Linked DNA regions of Homo sapiens: regions 2 and 3 are each linked to region 1. The links are chromatin contacts, found by Hi-C or POLR2A ChIA-PET in ENCODE. All regions are on one chromosome and are shown on one strand. The core of a region is the stretch at or near the end of the contact, and the rest is flanking DNA. Distances in the headings are between cores, read along the strand shown.

Region 1 (4,368 bases), core at 1-2,500:
CAACCCTGTCAACACCTGGATCTCAGACTTCCAGCCTCCAGAATCATGAGGAAGTATACTTCTGTTGCTTAAGGCACCCGGTCTGTGGATCTAGGTAATGGCAGCCCTATCAAACTAATACCACACCTATGTCTAGCTCGGTTCAAAGGATTTTGCATGGGTTGCTCATTTGAGCCTAACCACAACCCTGGTACCATACTCATTTCTCAGATGCAGGAGCTGAGTGCCAGGAAGTGGTGATAAGGGGGCTGGGGAAAGGAAGAAAGTCTAAATCTTGGGGTTCTGGACCTTGTGAGGTTAGGGAAAGGAGCTTTGGTTGCCCGATCTGCCAGGCCCTTCTACATCTGAGCTCTGTGGGGAATCAGGCCTATGGGGAACTGGGGTGCTCAAACCACACCCCTAAGCCGGCCCATGCTATAGCCCTCCATGCCCCCAGTACAGCAGTGCCCCTGTGTCTCTATTTGGAACCCTGGGATCTGAGTCGCTGCCTGGCACTACCCAAAGGGACTCATCTCTATGGTGCAGTTCCAGATACTGAGGCCAACAGGGGTGAGGAAGAGAAGTAAGACAGCCCTAGGCAGGACACATTTCCCCCGTGTGCCTCAAAGGATTTAATCATCATGCACTGACTCTCACGCCTGCCTGGAGAGTCAGATTCTCTAATATGAGATTGTGTGGAGCCCACTGGTTCTTCAACTACCATTCTCAGTCAAGTTGATAGTATGGCTAATATTTATTGAGGTCCTACTATGTGCCAGGCCCTGTCCTAAGTGCATTCCATAGAGTTTCTCATTTAATTTTCTTGGCATCCCTGTGAGATGGTCTTCAATGTTATCACTATTTTACAGATGAGGAAACCGAGGCTTAGAGAGTTCAAGTGTGGAGTTGGGATCCTGTCTGACTCCTATGCTGGCTGTCTATTTCTTTTTTTTTTTTTTTTTTGAGATGGAGTCTCATTCTGTTGCCCAGGCTGGAGTACAGTGGTGCAATCTCGGCTCACTGCAATGCCTGATATGCTGGCTGTCTTAACCATTAACTGGCACTGACTGTATACCTTGCCCTGTGCTGCCTTTGGCTATAGTTGGCTGGACATGTTCCCCAATCCCCTTGTGCTGGGCAGAGAATCAGGAAGGAAGCTGGGGTGTAAGAACGGAAACTGCCAACCAGTACCACAAAGATCTGAACTCTTATTCACGTGGTCTGTAACCTCCTGCCCGCTCTCCCTCCCCCACCCGTGGTCTCTGCCTGGGAGCTGAGATTGTCCCCTTCTGTTTAACTTGGTGTTTGACCCCGGCCACCTGCTGTTCATTTCATTCAGTTTCACCGGGACACCCAGACCAGGGCACGGGAGGTGGCCCTGTTACCAGTTCTTTGTCATCTGTAGCTGGTTGTGAAATGCCCTGGCTGATCCACACCAGAAGAAGGAGAGAAAATTTCCCTGGGGCTGGAATTGCTGGGGCCCTTCCTAGAGGAACAAGCACAGCCCAGAGACAAATCTGAAGCCACTGCCTGTACACGTGGGTTGGGAACTGCCTGTCCAGGACACCTCCTGCAGAAGACTGGCCCAAGGCCTTGTCCTTTCCTTGGCAGGGACAGTGCGGGGACGAGAGAGTCCCAGGGGGGTCATGTGAGCTCTGTTTCCGGAGTCTATCTGGGAACCTTTTCCTTCCCTGCTGGTCCACATTCCCGGAGCTCTGCGAGTCAGCATCGAGGTGAAGGTGGGCCAGCGCAGGCCCTTCCCTGTGGCCTCTGAGTCTGGGGGGGTTGCCATCCTCTGGGTCTGATGTACCCTCCTTATGTGCAGGGTGGGGGGTGCAGAAGTAGAGTAAGTGGGCCAGGCGCGGTGGCTCACGCCTGTAATCCCAGCACTTTGGGAGGCCGAGGAGGGTGGATCACGAGGTCACAAGATCGAGACCAGTCTGACCAACATGGTGAAACCCTGTCTCTGCTAAAAATACAAAAAAATTAGCTGGGCACAGTGGCACGTGCCTGTAATCGCAGCTACTCGGGTGGCTGAGGCAGGAGAATTGCTTGAACCTGGGAAGCGGAGGTTGCAGTGAGCTGAGATCACGCCACTGCACTCCAGCCTGGTGACGGAGCAAGACTCCGTCTCAAAAAAAAAAGAAGTAGAGTAATTGTGCCCAGGAGCCCAATCCATGTCTGTTAGGAGCCTGCTTCCTGCCACCGGTCCCTGGGTGGCACACTGGAAGGTGCTTGGCATAGAACGAGGGCAGTGGTGTGTCAGCAGGCCGGGCACAGAGGCAGATGGACTGGGGGCCTTGTTGAGAAGCCAGAGGCCATGTCGAGGCTGCACAAGGCCGTGACTGCCTGCTTGAGTCTGGGGAAGCTGCAGGGCTCCTGTTCCAGGTGCCCACCAGCCACTGCGCCAGGGGAAATGCCTCTGAGAGCACATCAGGGGCTTCTCAAGCTGCAGCCACAGGGGCTGGGCTTGGCACAGAGTGACGGAGGAGGGGGCTGTTCCTGCAGGTTTTGGTAAGGCGCTGCCTCCTAACCACAGCTGATCCTATGTATGGGCTGATGTCTAGGCTCTTCTTTAGAAAAATTAGCATAACTGTCTTCCCTTCCACCCCTCCGCACCCCACGACCTGCAATCCCTCTGAGCCCTTATCTTCACTTATCAGACACCCAACACTCTTCTTCTCATTTTCTGAATGACTCCACAGTTCTAGAAATTAAAGCCTGCTGTATTCTGAGAAGGTGCTTTCTGTTTCCTCTGGTGAGTGGGCAGCACATACTTTGAGACTCCGCAGGGCAGAATTAGAGGGCCCAGGTACTGAAATTGACTCACTAGGTGGGGGTGGGGAGCACTGAGACCATCTTGAGTGCTTGGAGAAAAGTTGGACAGTCAGGTGGCACAGGGGCAACCGTGGGGTCTGGAAGGGGAGCACCGGGGGATGACTGAGGGGATGGAGGAGAGTGGTAGAGGAGAGACTGGAAACCAGGGAGGGCATGGGCAGCCCTGGGAAGACTGCAGAGGTTGAAGATGTGGAGGACACACCAGGCTGGGCGGAGCGGTGCTTAGCAGGCACTAGTGAGGCAGGTTATCAAAGCAGGGACTATCCCAGGGATGTGGTCACCATGATTGTGGTCGAGGGGCCTGAAGGCATAGCTGAGCCTGCCTGGGCTCAGGCAGAGTGAAGATACAGGCCCTGCCTGCTCCTGCTCCTGCTCCTGCTCTAGAGACTGTTCCAGGGATCACCAGAGGCCTGGCAGGAAGCTGGTGGCTCATGTGCAGGTCAGGCAGGGCCAGAGGCAGGCGGATGGGGCACTTTCTTTGGGAAGAGCTTGAAGAGGGCATTGCTGATGCCTCCACCCCAGGCTGTGATGAGCACTGTACCCAGTGGGGGGCTGGTGGCTGGAGGAGGGAGTATGTCCAGGAAAGGATTTCTGCAGGGCATCTAGCCATCCTGTCACTGCAGGGCTGTGATGGAAACCTGTGGACACATGACCACTGAGGGGACTGCTGCACCAGTTTATTTGTTTATTTTATTTACTTATTTTTATTGTTTTTGAGACAGAGTCTCGCTCTGTCGCCCAGGCTGGAGTGCAGTGGTGTGATCTCAGCTTACTGCAACCTCCGCCTCCTGGGTTAAAGCAATTCTCCTGCCTCAGCCTCCCGAGTAACTGGGACTATAGGTGCATGTTGCCACACCTGGCTAATTTTTTGTATTTTAGTAGAGACGGGGTTTCACCATGTTGCCCAGGCTGGTCTCGAACCCCTGAGCTCAGGCAATCGGCCTGCCTCGGTGCCTCAAAGTGCTAGGATTACAAGCTTGAGACATTGTGCCCGGCCTGTTGCCCCAGTTTAGGACTCAGACAGAGGCTACTGTTCCTCCAGGGACCAGGGGAGCCCCATACCACTGAAGGGCTGGTTTCTTCCCTTCATGAAGCTTTTCCTTCCGGCCACCCACGGGGACCCTGACATGTGCAGGGCACCTCAGGAGAGAAAGGCAGAGCTCCGTCTTCAACTCAACACAGAAGAAAAACCCGCATTTTTCAAAGCAGCGAAGACTCAGATGGGAGCATCAGGAGGAGAGGCCATCCTGGTGGTCTGGGGCTGTGGAGCCAGGCTCTGAGGACTCAGTGGGCCACTGACTTGGGGTGAGGAGAGCAAGGGCTAGCCAGGCAGAGCCACAATAAAAATGATGACAGCTAATGGTAATTAGGGGTTGAAATTTGTACCTCCTTCGCTATGAGCATAAAGTGAGATGCTCCGAGACAGTGCGCAGGCCTGGCACCTGAGCGCACCTGCAGTTGTAGCTGTGATTATTACTACTCAGGCAGCCACAGCAAACTGAGCACTGTGCCCTGTACCCTGGGTGCCCTTTCTGACTTTCCCTGCCCCCT
Region 2 (4,368 bases), core at 622-3,121, 450 kb after region 1:
ATCTTGGTTTGGTCAACCTAAAAGCTTGCCTTTGTTTCTGTGTTTACTAAGAGGAAAAGCCATTCGGATCTTCTAGAGAGGGGGCTCTCCTCCTGCCTCTCAGCAATCTTGGCCCAGCTTCCAGTTCACCCAGCACTTGGGAGCTTGAACAGGCAGGAGACCCGACCTCTGAATGGATACAGAGTCCCTGGGGGAGGGCAAAGGAGGCAAGTCTGGAAAAGGTAGACTTGGATAGGGCCACGGATGATGATGGACAGAGCCCCACCAGTGCCTGTAGGTTTGGACTCCAAATGCCACAAAGCGCCTGAAAGGGAAACATTCACCTGCCACAAAGGGTTGTGGCAGGAACCCCAGGGGAAAGCAAGGGAACTGAGTCAGGCTGGACTGTTTGACAGAGCCACTCTTCTGAGGCCACTTCAATAAAGTAGTGCTCAAAACGGCTCTGTCAAAATGCAAAGCAAATGAACAAAAACACTGTGTGGCCCTAATAGTGAATTGCTGCAGCAGACATGGATGGTCCTCCTTCCAAGCCCCCACCTGACTGTGGGGAATTTTCACTTTCAACCCTGGTCATTTCTATATCACTTGGAGTTTAAGAGTTGATATTATGAATATAACTTGAAAGGTAATAAATTATTCCAAAGATCTAATGACTGCTTGCCACCTGCCTCAGTCACCTATTCCTAAGCAGGCCAGCATTTGAGACCAATCTCAATGCAGTGTGTAAAGAAAAAGGTGACAGCTTCATGTGAGATGAGCCTTTATTTGTTATGGCTTCAAGTTCTCTGTCTTTCTTTGTGCAGCAAAAACTAGCAGAGCTTTATATGTCTTTGCTGTTAACAGGTGCTAGCAAGCACAGGCTAGCTCCTGCTTTCTTCAAACAATCCTTATATACAGAAATATATAAGGCATTTAGCCTTCTCCACTATTTCTCCAAGTAAAATAACCACAGATAGAGCAGTTAAAGAATATCCACACATAGACGTCAAAGCAATAAGATGTATTTTTCATACAGCAAAGACATTCCCCTTCATCATGGACATCAGATTTCAATATCACCACTTTCCGCTCTCAGCTTCATTCCTTGAGCAGGGGCTGCTGGGAGCAGAAACCATGTGACTATAGTCATGATACCCAGCACAGTTTATTCCTGCAATTTCCATTCATTGCACCTTCTTCACTCACTTCTCTTCCATCCATAAGATAATCTCTCTAAAAGGATCAGACTGAGCCTCTGCTGTGGGGCAGTTGTGCCCTAGTTCCCTGTGATGGTCGCACAGGTAACAATAACCACAAGTTGGCAAAAATCAAGACAGAGCCAGGGAATTCTTAGGGCAAGCAGATTCCCGGCCCTGGGCTGCATGTACTTTCTACTTTTCTAGTTCTTGCATTGACTTCCCTCAGCACTTTCTCTTCACTGGATCTGAGCTCTGAAATGACTTATATTTCTTTTGTCAGAGATAAGAGATAATTCTCCAGAACCAAATGACCCAGAAGAGCCCCAGGAGGTGTCCAGCACACCTTCAGACAAGAAAGGTAAGAAAAGCCTTTCTTCTGTAGAGGTCAGAAGGGTGAATTCAGAGTTGCTTTCTGTTTTTCTGACTGTATCTTGTCAAGAGCACCACTATGTGACCACAGTCCTGATGCCACACACAGTTCGTTTCTGCAGTTTCCATTTGCTGCATCTTCCAAAAAGGCCTTTATGAAAATTATCAGGAAACCAGAAGGCATTTGGGGGTATTGAAATATGCCATTGGAATTGCCTGTTCTGAAAAAATCAATCTCCTATATTCACAACTTCTTAGAGTGTTAATTGCACTTCCCTCTTTAACTGAAAGTTGGTTCCCCAGAGAGGAACCCACTTCCTCTTAAGACATGGCTAGGCATTCTCTGCCATCCATCACTCACACCTCATGGTGAGAGACAGGTTAGATGTCTGTCCTTTGCTGCCTACTGGCCCCATCCAGCCCCTTCCTCCCTGATCCTCTCCTTTGAGTCTTAACCATTCAATTAAAATGTTCACTCACTCATCATCAATATCATCCAATAATTTCCCCAATAATCCTTTCAAAAGCTGCTTTTCTGTCATTTCAAGTCCCAGCATCATCCTAGATGCCTTCAGGGTACACACGGATAACAGACAACTCTGTTATCCAATACTCTGGCCCCTCAAATCCTTCATCTTCTCATTTTCCATGACTTTTTCCTCCACCAATTCTTGGCCTCCCATACCCAAAGGCAAGCTATAGACCCTATCGTCATTCAAACCTGGCTCGATTTCCCAACAGTTAATTTCAGAATTCCTTTTTTGATACCTGTCCTTGAGCTTTTCTCCTTTTATAGCTATCATTCAACCTCTGATCACTCTTTCCCAGCCCAATCCTAACAAAAGAAAAAGAATCAAAAATATATTTTTCTGTGCTTATTTATTTGTTGTTTCCTCTGAAGTTGTCCTTCAACCTCATTTGGATCACCAGTCCACTGGCCTTTCCTCCTTCCAAGCCATCATCTGCTTTTCTTTGCTTCCCAGCTTTTTAACATTGACACTAACTCACAGTCCAAGATTCATCATTTCAGTAATCTATTGCCATTATCTTAAACCTGCCTTTCCTCTCTGCCTTTTCCTAGAACTCTCTGGCAAGTCTTGGAAGACCCTACTTACCTACTTCCTGTACACTGCATCTGAAAGCCAGCAGTGCTGGAGAGAGTTCCACAGCAGGGCAGAGTGCACTCACTGGTCTTCATGGTTCCAGCACAAATCATCTCTCCTTACTGTGTGACAATGCTACTTCCTGCAATAATCCTTTCAAACCTCAAGCCCTATTTTTCAAACCTCTGACCCCCTCACCTCCTGCTTTTTGCTCAATCAGTGACTTTCCCTCCTGCACCATAAGGAGATATCAGATGAGAATCCCCTTATTTGTGCTGCTAGTCCTACAAACCCTAACTACATCTGTCTCCCTCCTCTCCGAGTTCCCTCCTTCTCTTCTAAGACAATCCTTCTGCCTCATCTTATAGTATCCATGATCCCTTCTCTCTCAAGTATTCATTAAAGCAGTATGTCTCACACAAGAATCTGCATTACATGTATCACAGCTCATTAAAAAATGCTTTTTCTTGATTCTCATCTCACTTCAACTACTTCCATATCTCTCTCCTTCATTTCACAACCAAACTTCTAGAAATGAGCTACCTAAACTCCCTGTCTCTATTTCTTCGTTTCTCCTTTTCCTCTGTCATTTTAGAGTCCTTCTTCCCCTATTACTCCCTGAAGTACCATCACCTAAGGTCACCAATGAACTTCTAGCAATGTGGTTTGAAGACCAAAAGTAAAAGCTGAATATCATTGACATACAAGATTGGGAGATCAATGTTTGTAACTATAAAACATTATCCTTTCTTTTTAGGAAAGAAAAGAAAAAGATGTATCTGGTCAACTCCAAAAAGGAGACATAAGAAAAAAAGCCTCCCAGGAGGTAAGATGAGAGTACAAGAGGAAGCTGGAGGCTGGAAACAGCTCATGCAGGGCTTGTAGGTCAAGCTGTGGAGGGTTGAATTTTATTCTAAATGCAATGGGAAGCCATTGAAGAGATTTAGTCAGTGAAGTGACACAATGTAAGCTCAATTTTGCTACGGTGTAAAGAATGAGTTGGAGCTGGGAAAGAATGGAGGCAGGGCAGCCATTTTGGGGCAGATGCCATGAGAGTTCTTGGTGGCTTGGATTCAGATCTGACAGTGGAGATGCAGAGAAGAGTGCCAATTCAAGATCAGTTTTGCAGGTATTGTTGACAGGATTTGACATATTATTAGCTACAGATGAGAAAGAGAAAAATCAAGGCCCACTCTTCAATTTCTGGCTTGAACAAGTAAGTGGTAATGCCCATTGCTGAGGGAAGATGCAAATATATTGGGGGATAACTCTTAGAGTTCAATTATTGACCTGTTCCTTTAGAGGTTTCTGCTAGCCATCTATGCAGCTGTGTATAGATGTGTGTTTTGTCAAGAACTGTAAAGGGTCTAAGATGTTACTCCACTTGCATTGGTATCTCCTTATATATATGAGTGCTGCAGGAACACAAGGTATCTGGTCAGGGAAAATAATTCTTTACTGATATTCACAACCAGCTTATCAGCCAGAGCAATATTGCAGCGTCTGTCTCCCATACACAAACCCAAAGGCAATGCTAAGAGAGCTAATGGAATCTTTCTATTCAAAATAGACTACAACTCATGTATAAGGGATGTAGAATGATGGATTTTTCTGTTTAGATACATGAGAGGGATAGCCATCATCCTTTCCTCCTGAAAGGAAAAGAAAAAACTTTGCTGCTTTGAGATAAAATGGAAAAGATCCTCGTTCCAAAGCTC
Region 3 (4,368 bases), core at 1,101-3,600, 310 kb before region 1:
CAAAGTGTAAACTTTTCAAAAATTAAGGCACAATTTATATAGCATAAAATTTGCCACTTTAACCATTTATTTTTCTTTCTTTCTTTCTTTCTTTCTTTTTTTTTTGAGACAGAGTCTTGCTCTGTCAGGCTGGAGTGCAGTGGCGCAATCTCGGCTCACTGTAACCTTGGCCTCCCGAGTTCAAGCGATTCTCCTGCCTCAACCTCCCGAGTAGCTTGGATTACAGGCATGCATCACCATGCCCAGGTAATTTTTGTATTGTTGGTAGAAGTGGGGTTTCGCCGTTTTGGCCAGGCTGGTCTTGAACTCCTGACCTCAGACGACCCACCTGCCTCGGCCTCCCAGAGTGCTGGGATTTCAGGCAGAGCCACCGCACCCGGCCCACTTTAACCATTTTAAAGTGTACATCCAGTGGCTTCAGTACGTTCACCGTCTCATTCAACCATAACATTTTTATCACCCCCAAAGGAAACCTCATACACATTAAAAAACCACGCCCCATTTCCCCCTCCCCCAGGCCCTGGCAACCACCAACCTACTTTCCGTCTCGAATGGATTTGCCTATCCTGGATATTTCATACATATGAAATCATACAATATGTGTCCTTTTGTGTCTGGCTTCTTTCACTTAGGTTCATCCAAGCTGCAGCATGCGTTGGTAGTGCCTTCTTTTTATGATGAAATATTCCGTTTTATGAATGTACTACAGTCTAGTTTATCCATTTACAGCTTATGGACAGCTGGGCTGTTTTTACATTTTGGTCACTGTTTTAACCTGTGTTTCTATTCTTCTGGGTACATACTAGAAATGGGACTTCTGGGTCATATGGAAACTCCATGTTTAAATTTTTTTTTTTTTTTGAGATAAAGTCTCACTCTGTCACCCAGGCTGGAGTGCAGTGGCATGACCTCAGCTCGCTGCAACCTCTGCCTCCCGGGTTCAAGCGATTCTTCTGCCTCAGCCTCCCGAGTAGCTGGGACTACAGGCATGTGCCACTACGCCAGGCTAATTTTTGTATTTTTAGTAGAGTCGGGGTTTCATAATGTTGGCCAGGCTGGTCTCGAACTCCTGACCTCGTGGTCTGCCCGCCTTGGCCTCCCAAAGTGCTGGGATTACAGGCGTGAGCCACTGCACCTGGCCCCATGTTTAAATTTTTGATGAACCAACAAATTGATTTCCACATCAGCTGCACCGTTTTACATTTTTCACAAGCAAAGTAGGAGGGTTCCGGTTTTCCCACATCCTTGCCAATGGTTATTTTCCATTTAAAAAATTATAGTCATCCTCGTGGGTGTGAGGCGGTCAACTGTTAATACCCTTTTTGACACAAGCTTCGGGTGTCAAAAGATATGCTCTAATGCTGCCCTTTGGCTTCACGAGGCTACTTAAAGCTTCCAATTTCCTGTAAATCATATTAGACTTTGTTATTGTTACATTAACTTGGTGATCCAAGGGACTCATGGCTGTAGGGGGGCAATCCTGTTATATTCTAAGTGCTGTGGTTTGAATGTGTCCCCCAAAGTTCATGTGTTGGAAACTTAATTGCCAGTGCAACAATGTTGAGAAGTGGCACGTTTAAGTGGTGATTAGGTCATGGGAACACAGCTCTCATGAGTGGATTCAGGCCATTATTGGGGTACTGGATTAGCTGTCACAGGAGTGACTTAGATATAAAATCAGGGAATTCTGCCCCTCTTTCCTTCCTCTCGCGTGTGTTCTCTCTCACGACGTGATGCCTTCCGCCATGGGATGGCCCTCACTAGATACCAGCACCACGCTCTTGGACTTCCCAGCTCCAGAACCATGAGCCAAATAAACGTCTGTGCCTTGTAAATTACCCAGTCTGTGGTATTTTGGTATAGCGGCAGGAGATGAACTAAGACACTATGCATGATGTTACCCTGAACATTTGCATGAAAACAGCTCTTTACATCACATAGCCACACTCAGAATGTGTTATGGGAATACAGAAAAACAGAGGTGGGGAGACGACATTAACTGTGGTGAGGGGGTGAAATAATCCTTGGGACCAGTGACCTTTAGGGGTCTTTTAAAGTGACTTGTGTGCTCAAAATAACTGGCCCGGGCCTGCGGAATCCGGGCATCCTGACAAAACCACATGAATGAGGAGAACGGCACTTTTCATGACCGGCCCCACCAGGGGAATTTTTCAGGCACGCATCTTACTCTGATGCTCAGGTCAGCTGGCTACCACTAGTGAGCCCAGGCCCAGAGGCTGGGGCACCCCAGTGAGTCAGAGCCCAGATCAGGGAGGGTGAGAATTACCACTTCCTGTCTATGAAAAACACTTAGATAAATGTCGGTTCCCACCATGGCTAAGAATCAAATAATATTCTTTCTTCGAGCCTCAACCTCAAGTGCCTGACAAACTCTTGAAAAACCCAAGGCACTGCCCAAAGTAGTTTACACGGGGAGGTCCAAGGTGGTTTCCCTATGGCTGGTTGATGATGTTAATTACGGTATTTTTCAGGATTGGCAGTCAAGCAGATGTTATTAACATTAACTAATTAATCCAGGTCTTATCGCATGTCACCTGACGCCAAGTAAAAGCACCAGAGAAGTTTGGAAGTGGAGAAATGCCACAGGGTGGATCAGGAAAGACAGGACAGAGGAGGGGCCATTTGTGTAAGACCTACCTGAAAGGATAGGTGGAAGGGGACAGTGGGAGGGAAGGGGAGGATTGAGGCAGGGAGGTAAAGGTGCCACCCCCACACAAGCATGGAGCAATGCCAAGTGTCCCAACATAGAATGGACTTCTGGATACATCCACTTTATCCCAAAATTATTATGACAATGTGATCAAAAGAGAATATTGTGGCCAAAATGTTAAAGTTTGACATTCCAGAACAGGAATAATTATATCTTGGCACCGTTCATGGTGACATTTCTTCCATAGCTACTGTACTGAATATTTACCAGGCGAAGAAGACACTTTCAACTGAAGTAAGTGGAGAAGTGACTATTTTGGGGAACCCCCAGGCTACCTAGGGCAGTCTCTTTAACCCCTAGGATCGAGGTGTAGTTATTAAAAGCATCCACTTTCATTGCCCAAAGTGTCCCAGTTTAGACAATAAACTATATGGTCACTCTATTTATCATGGATTTTAAATTATTTTTAAAAATTGTGGTAAAATAGACATAACCTAGAATTCACCATTGTAACCACTGTAAGTGTTGAGTTCAGTGGAATTAAGTTATGTTCACCTAGTACAACCACCACCAACTCCCCATCCCCCACTTCCCCCAGCTCCTGGCAACCAACCATAATCCTAATTTCTATGTCTATGCATTTGACTACCCTAGGTACCTCTTTAAGTGGAATCATACGGTATTTTTCTTTTTGTGATTGACTTATTTGACTTAGTATAATGTCTCCAAGTTTCATCCATATGAGAGCATGGGTCAGAATCTCCTTCCTTTGTAATGTTGAGTAATACTCCACTGCGTGTGTATTCGTCTGTTCTTGCATTGCTATAAAGAAATACCTGATACTGGGCCAGTCACGATGGTGCATGCCTGTAATTCCAGCACTTTGGGAGGCCAAGGTGAGAGGATCACTTAAGTCCAGGAGCTCAAGACCAGCCTGTGCAACATGGTGAAACCCCATCTCTACAAAAAATACAAAAATTAGCTGGGCATAAGCCGGGCGCAGTGGCTCATGCCTGTAGTCCTAGCACTTTGGGAGGCCAAGGCAGGTGGGTCACGAGGTCAGAGGATTGAGACCATCCTGGCTAACATGGTGAAACCCCGTCTCTACTAAAAATACAAAAAATTAGCTGGGCGTGGTGGTGGGCGCCTGTAGTCCCAGTTACTCGGAAGGCTGAGGCAGCAGAATGGCGTGAACCCGGGATGCGGAGATTGCAGCAAGCCCAGATTGCGCCACTGCACTCCAGCCTGGGCGACAGAGCTCACTCCGTCTCAAAAAGAGAAAAAAAAATTAGCTGGGCATAGCGGCCCATACCTGTAGTCCCAACTACTCAGGTGGCTGAGGTGGGTGGATCGATTGAGCCTGAGAGGTCGAGGCTGCAGTGAGCTGTGTCATGCCACTGTTCTGCAGCCTGGACAAGAGAGCAAGACCCTGTCTCAAAAAAAGGAAAAAAGAATAAAAAAAGACATACCTGAGACTGGGTAATTTATAAAGAAAAGAGGTTTCATTGGCTCTCGATTCCACAGGCTGTACAGGAAACATGATGCTGGCCTTCTGCTTGGCTTCCAGGAGGCCTCAGGAAACTTACAATCATTGCAGAAGACAAAGTGGAAGCCAGCACTTACCACGTGGCCGGAGTAGGAGCAAGAGAGAGAGGGGGGAGGTGCGGCACACTTTTTAAACAACCAGATCTTGTGAG

The links. A loop is a pair of places that touch in the nucleus more often than their neighbours do. ChIA-PET counts read pairs that join two places held with the same protein, here RNA polymerase II (POLR2A). Pooled maps may share reads with other maps.
Region 2: a map with no recorded cell type shows a loop between it and region 1 (3-fold over the local background). The contact joins two enhancer-like sites. A Hi-C loop is called at or near these places in 18 of 37 single-sample maps with no recorded cell type and 5 of 50 pooled maps. POLR2A ChIA-PET finds 5 or more read pairs at or near these places in 3 of 52 experiments (activated B cell, activated naive CD4-positive, alpha-beta T cell and activated naive CD8-positive, alpha-beta T cell).
Region 3: a loop to region 1 is called in a map of GM12878, with 4 times the contacts of the local background. The contact joins two enhancer-like sites. A Hi-C loop is called at or near these places in 2 of 168 maps with a recorded cell type or tissue (GM11168 and GM12878), 24 of 37 single-sample maps with no recorded cell type and 13 of 50 pooled maps. POLR2A ChIA-PET finds 5 or more read pairs at or near these places in 1 of 52 experiments (GM10248).

Annotation. Positions count from the first base shown.
Region 1 is chr2:230,657,638-230,662,005 of GRCh38, reverse strand. No RefSeq gene overlaps it. Among named protein-coding and RNA genes, the nearest start is that of LINC01907, 41 kb to the left of the region's middle. RefSeq lists enhancers at 1,376-1,932, 2,567-2,836, 3,167-3,216, 3,277-3,366 and a cis regulatory region at 2,254-3,382. Within about 2 kb of position 1,250, at least 18 of the 41 ENCODE cell types and tissues checked have a DNase peak (open chromatin) inside an H3K27ac peak, as active enhancers do; they include GM12878, where a contact is called at or near this core.
Region 2 is chr2:230,207,099-230,211,466 of GRCh38, reverse strand. SP110 (SP110 nuclear body protein) reads left to right here. Exons shown (of 19, transcript NM_080424.4): 7 at 1,459-1,536; 8 at 3,408-3,476. It also overlaps a transcript of SP140 not described here. Among named protein-coding and RNA genes, the nearest start is that of SP110, 11 kb to the left of the region's middle. Within about 2 kb of position 1,871, at least 2 of the 41 ENCODE cell types and tissues checked have a DNase peak (open chromatin) inside an H3K27ac peak, as active enhancers do.
Region 3 is chr2:230,972,258-230,976,625 of GRCh38, reverse strand. No RefSeq gene overlaps it. Among named protein-coding and RNA genes, the nearest start is that of SPATA3-AS1, 22 kb to the left of the region's middle. RefSeq lists enhancers at 662-781, 2,196-2,335, 2,456-2,505. Within about 2 kb of position 2,350, at least 4 of the 41 ENCODE cell types and tissues checked have a DNase peak (open chromatin) inside an H3K27ac peak, as active enhancers do; they include GM12878, where a contact is called at or near this core.